Linked DNA regions of Homo sapiens: region 1 is linked to region 2. Evidence: read pairs that join two places in POLR2A ChIA-PET (ENCODE). Cell type or tissue: PC-9. All regions are shown on one strand. Each heading gives the region's core, and the rest is flanking DNA. Links, peaks and the distances in the headings are about the cores only. Region 1 has its middle 5.4 kb from the start of NLRP7. Region 2 overlaps TTYH1 (tweety family member 1).

Region 1 (2,902 bases), core at 254-2,753, 520 kb before region 2:
CAGGATGGTCTCAATCTCCTGACCTCATGATCCACCCGCCTCGGCCTCCCAAAGTGCTGGGATTACAGGCGTGACCACCGCGCCCGGCCGGTTGCCCATTTTTATGGTTATTTCTATGGATATGCTAAACAAGGGGTGGATTATTCATGCCTCCCCTTTTTAGACAGCATAGGGTAACTTCCTGACATTGCCATGGCATTTGTAAACTGTCATGGGGCTGCTGGGAGTGGAGCGGTGAGGACAACCAGAGGTTACTCTCGTCACTATCTTGGTTTTGATGGAGTTTGACTGGATGCTTTATTTATTTTTATTTATTTTTTATTTTTTTGAGACGGAGTCTCGCTCTGTCACCCAGGCTGGAGTGCAGTGGCGCGATCTCCGCTCACTGCAAGCTCCATCACCCGGGTTCACGCCGTTCTCCTGCCTCAGCCTCCCGAGTAGCTGGGACTACAGGCGCCCGCCACCACGCCCAGCTAATTTTTTGTATTTTTTTTTTTTAGTAGAGATGGTTTCACCGTGTTAGCCAGGATGGTCTCAATCTCCTGACCGTGTGATCCACCCGCCTCAGCCCCCGAAAGTGCTGGGATTACAGGTGTGAGCCACCGCGCCCGGCCTGGCTGGATTCTTTATTGCTAAGGGAGGAGACCACCCCTCATATTGTCTTATGCCCAATTTCCACCTCCAAAGAAAGAAAAAGTAAAAACTAAAAGGCAGAAATGAAATCCACAAGCAGACAGCCCCGCGCCCCAGGAATGAAATCCACAAGCAGACAGCCCCGCGGCCCAGGAATGAAATCCACAAGCAGACAGCCCGGCGCCACACCCTGGGCCTGGTAGTTAAAGATTGACCCCTGACCTAATCGGTTATCTATAGATTACAGACATTGTATAGAAAAGCACTGTGAAAATCCCTATCCTGTTTTGTTTGGATCTGATTACCAGTGCATGCAGCCCCCAGTCACGTACCCCCTGCTTGCTCAGTCGATCACGACCCTCTCACGCACACCCCCTTAGAGTTGTGAGCCCTTAAAAGGGACAGGAATTGCTCACTTGGGGATCTCGGCTCTTGAGACGGGAGTCTTGCCGATGCCCCTGGCCGGATAAACCCCTTTCTTCTTTAACTCGGTGTCTGAGGAGTTTTGTCTGTGGCTGGTCCTGCTACATTGCTACCTGTGTTATCAGCAAGGTCCTTATGACCTGTATCTTGTGCTGACTTATCTCATCCTGTGACTTAGAATGCTTTTTTTTTTCTTTTTACTGCAACCTCCGCCTCCCCGGCTCAAGCGATTCTCCTGCCTCAGCCTCGCAAGTAGGTGGGATTACAGGCACGAGCCACCACGCCTGACTAATTTTTGTATTTTCAGTAGAGACGGGGTTTCACCGTGTTGGCCAGGCTGGTCTCAAACTCTACTTCGGGTAATCCACCCGCCTCGGCCTCCCAAAGTGCTGGGCCACCGTGCCTGTCATTTTTGTTTTTTTTGGAGAATGCCTTAACTGTCTGGGAATGCAGCCCGGTAGGTCTCAGCCTTATTTTAGTCAGCTCCTATTCAAGATGGAGTTGCCCTGGTTACACGCCTCTGACAGTAGGTCCGTTGCCCAATGCACGCTGTGAGTCAATTTGCCGGGTCACTGTGTTGCAGAAGAGAAGGAAGTTTAATCACAGGGCTGAGGAATGAGGAGATGGGAGGAAACCTCCAATCCATCTCCCCCAGAAGTTTGGGTCTAGGGTTTTTTTTTTTTTTGAGATGGAGTTTTGCTTTGTCACCCAGGCTGGAGTGCAGTGGCAGGATCTTTGCTCACTGCAACCTCCGCCTCCCAGGTTCAAGTAATTCTCTTGCCTCAGCCTCCTGAGTAGCTGGGGTTACAGGCACCCGCTACCACGCCCGACTAATTTTTTGTGTTTTTAGTAGAAACGGGGTTTCACTATGTTGGCCAGGCTGGTCTTGAACTCTTGACCTCAGGTGATTCACCTGCCTTGGCCTCCCAAAGTGCTGGAGTTACAGGTGTGAGCCTCTGCACCCGGCCGGGGCTAGGGTTTTTAAGTGTTTTGGTGTGGGCCAGAGTGTGGCCATGCTGACTGCTGGCGGAGACAGGGGCATGAAGACGCAGTGTTCTCATGCTGATCCCATTCCTCACTGGGGTCTTCAAACTGGTTAGTGTCAGCTATTTGGCTGGAATTCAAGGTCTGAAAAACATCTGAAACCATCCTTAAACAAAAGCCTTATAATTCTAATGTCCCAGAGTTTATCTGTAGGAACCGTGCAGATACAAATTTGTCTAATGGGGCCGGGCGCGGTGGCTCACGCCTGTAATCCCAGCACTTTGGGAGGCCTAGGCGGGAGGATCACGAGGTCAGGAGATCGAGACCATCCTGGCTAACATGGTGAAACCGCGTCTCTACTAAAAATACAAAAAAAATTAGCCAGGCATGGTTGCAGGCACCTGTAGTCCCAGCTATTCGGGAGGCTGAGGCAGGAGAATTGTGTGAACCCGGGAGGCGGAGCTTGCAGTGAGCAGAGATTGCGCCACTGCCCTCCAGCCTGGGCGACAGAGCGAGACTCCGTCTCAAAAAAAAAAAAAAATTCGTCTAATGACCCTGCTGTCAGAAATCCTATCTACAGCAATGATGAGGAGGCAAAAGTGCAGTGTCTAGAGCCACGTGATACACAGCAGCCAGGATGTGGGCCAGAGTGCAGCCTGATTCACATTTTTTCATTTTTATTTTTTTTACTAAAAGTGGGTTTTCATTTTTTGTTTTGTTTTTGTTTTTGTTTTTTGTTTTTTGAGATGGAGTCTCACTCTGTTGCACCCAGGCTGGAGTGCAGTCGTGCGACCTCGGCTCACTGCAACCTCTGCCTCTGCCTCCCGGGTTCAAACAATTCTGCCTCAGCCTCTCGAGTAGC
Region 2 (2,902 bases), core at 188-2,687:
GCACGAGGCACCCATCCCTAGCCCCCTCCTATTTTTTTTTTTTTTTTTGAGACGGATTCTCGCTCTGTCACCCCGGCTGGAGTGCAGTGGCTCGATCTCAGCTCACTGCAACCTCCACTGCCCAGGTTCAAGCAATTCTCGTGCCTCAGCCTCCTGAGTAGCTAGGAATACAGGGGTGTGCCACCACGCCCGGCTAGTTTTTTTGTATTTTTAGTAGAGATGGGATTTCGCCATGCTGGCCAGGCTGGTCTCAAACTCCTGACCTCTGGTGATCCGCCCACCTTGGTTTCCCAAAGTGCTGGGATTACAGGCGTGAGCCACAGTGCCCGGCCCCGCCGCTTATTCTTGATTTTAATCTGTGAGGACCCTGGCACACTGACAGGGGAGATGGAGACCCAGGGTCTCATGGTGCAGTGGTAGGGAAGGGTAGAGTGATCTGTCCTCTTCCTTCCCTTCCCTCCCTCCACAAAGGAGTCTGGGGGCCTGTATTCCAGCCCAGTTTCTGCCTAGGCCACAGAAAAGCGCCTGAACCCCAGTTTATCCTTATGCAAAAGATCAGGGCAGCCCTGGGCTGGGTGGGGGCCCAGCCTTTCTCAGCTCAATAGTCAGCAATTCTGAGCATGGCTTCAGTGCTTACTCCCCACTCCCTTTTTGGAATGCCAGTTCCAGAAGGGTGGGAGGCAGTGGGAGCCACAGAAGGGGTCTGTCTGAGCCAGACCAGGGAAAGCTCAGATCCATGCGATGGCGTAGACAAATCCCTCTTGGGTAGGGTTGCCAGATCAAATTCAGGACTTCCAGTTACATTTGAGTATCGGATGCCCAATACATAATTTTCTAGTATAAGTATCTCCCCAGCATTGCACCGGGCGTACTTATAGCAGAGTGGTTTGCTGTTTGCTGAATCTGGCAGCCCTATTCTAGGGTCCATGGGGGGATGGATGGGGAGGGGGCCATGCTTCCTTCTGCAGGGGAGAGAACGAGGCCTCAGCTGCGGCAGGGGCATTGGGCATTGAGAGTAGATGGATGAAGACATTCCAGAAGCAGAAAGGACAAAACTGGGCAACTGCCTGGCTGTGGGGGGCAGAGGGCGGGGCCCTCCGGAAGGTCCCTCTCTCCTCAGTGTGCATGGGCTGGCTGGCCGTGTGACCTTGGGAAGGTCCCTCAACTCTGCTCCTCATCTTCTAACCTGTTAGGTGGGATAATCATAGTTCCTTCTTCATAGCATTGTTATGAGGCATCGATGAGTTACCACCTGTGAAATGCAACAGGGTCAGGTACTTGGTGAAGCTATGCACATGTGAGGTCTTTGATGGGAAGACTGGCCGGGGAAAGGCATCCTCGGGTGTGTGTTTTAGAACAGCTCTTACTGGTTTTGTTTGTTTGTTTGTGACAGAGTTTCGCTCTTGTTGCCCAGGCTGGAGTGCAGTGGCACAATCTTGGCTCACTGCAACCTCTGCCTCGTGGATTCAAGCGATTCTCCTGCCTCAGCCTCCCGAGTAGTTGGGATTATAGGCGCCCACCACCATGCCCGGCTAACTTTTTCTATTTTTAGTAGAGACGGGGTATCACCATGTTGGCCAGACTGGTCTTGAACTCCTGACCTCAGGTGATCCACCCGCCTGGGCCTCCCAAAGTGCTGGGATTACAGGTGTGAGCCTCCGCGCCCGGCCAGCTCCTACTGTTTTATAAGGGGATTTTTTTTTTCAATCCTCACAGCCATCCAGTGAAAAAAAAACAAACAAAAAAAACTCGTCCTTCCTCACGGTACGGGTGGGAAGCAGAGTCAGCCACGCTCACCTGCCTATGGCCGTGCAGCCTGCGGCAGAGCCCAAACTGGAGCCTGCAGGACACCAGATATCTTTCCTCCTGGGCACCCTGCCCACCCCTGCCTGTCCAGTGTATGAACAGCACAAGCCGCAGGGGAGCTGGACAGGTGCCCACTCTTGCAATCCCAGGTTTATAAGTGAGGGAACTAACTGAGGTACAGAGAAGTTAGGTGACTTGCCCTTGGTCAGGAGGTAGGACTGGAACCCAGGCAGTCTTGCTCCAGAACTCACTAAGCGGCAGCCTCTAGGAGGGAGGGAGAGGCAGGAGGACGGAGAGAGGAGAGAAGACAAGGAAGGAAAAGGTGGCAGGAAGGGACGGGGAGGGTGGGATGGGGACCCAGCGGGGAGTGCGGGAGTTGGGGGGAAAGGGAGGGAGGAGGGAAGGAATATGGATAATGCTTGATAGGTAGGTAGACGACAGGTTATAAATAGGTAGAGAATAGATATAGGACAGATAAATCATATAAACAGAGGATACAGAGATATCCTCAGGCGCAATGGCAGGGGTCCAAGGAGAAGGAGGAGGTAGTTCTGTGGGTCGAGACAGAGGCCCCCCGTGGGAGAAGAAATTGGGAGGGGAGGGGCTTCACCTTGTGCAGGCTGCGGCAGTGTAGCAGTGCCACCAACTGGTGGAAATTTCCTTCTGTCACATTCAGAGTCTCCTCCAAGGACAGCAGAGGCTTCTGCGGGGCGAGGAGGGGTCGTTTTCCCACGAACTCTTCAGGCCCGCCCATCGCCCTGGCCCCGCCCTGCGTCCCCGCCCACAACCCAAGGCCCCGCCTAGCTCTGCAGCCCCGCCTACGCCCCACAGCTCCATCCCGCCCCGTCCGCCTTCCCCGTGGGGTCCGCGTGTCTGGGGAGCGCCCACCCACCGACCTGCGCTGAAGGGAACTGAGGCACAGCTTCTCGCTCCAGGCCCAGCAGCTGGGAGTGGATGTTGGCCAGAGCTCGCTGGGACAGAGTCAGCCTCTGCAGAAAGAGAAAGGGAGGGAGGAGGACCCAGGAGTATACGCCCCCGGCCCTCTCTCCTCTCCTCCGGACACAGCACTCGGGCCCCTGGCCTGCATCCTCCCCGG

The links. Peaks named below come from ENCODE experiments on the same cell type or tissue, not always from the same donor. Only the 100,000 strongest peaks of a DNase experiment are listed, where the experiment ranks them.
Region 1: POLR2A ChIA-PET joins it to region 2 with 10 read pairs; 3 of 35 experiments call an interaction of 5 or more read pairs at or near these places.

What each region holds. Positions count from the first base shown.
Region 1 is chr19:54,951,433-54,954,334 of GRCh38, reverse strand. It overlaps a transcript of NLRP7 not described here. Among named protein-coding and RNA genes, the nearest start is that of NLRP7, 5.4 kb to the right of the region's middle. RefSeq lists an enhancer at 1,643-2,332. In PC-9, for the core only: no CTCF peak of the experiment used is centred there; a DNase peak (open chromatin) is centred at 1,594; H3K4me3 peaks cover 880 bases; H3K27ac peaks cover 1,727 bases.
Region 2 is chr19:54,430,706-54,433,607 of GRCh38, reverse strand. TTYH1 (tweety family member 1) reads right to left here. Exons shown (of 14, transcript NM_020659.4): 9 at 2,703-2,795; 10 at 2,417-2,509. Among named protein-coding and RNA genes, the nearest start is that of TTYH1, 17 kb to the right of the region's middle. RefSeq lists an enhancer at 2,463-2,757. In PC-9, for the core only: a CTCF peak has its summit at 2,389; DNase peaks (open chromatin) are centred at 1,257, 1,947 and 2,467; H3K4me3 peaks cover 1,742 bases; H3K27ac peaks cover 2,500 bases.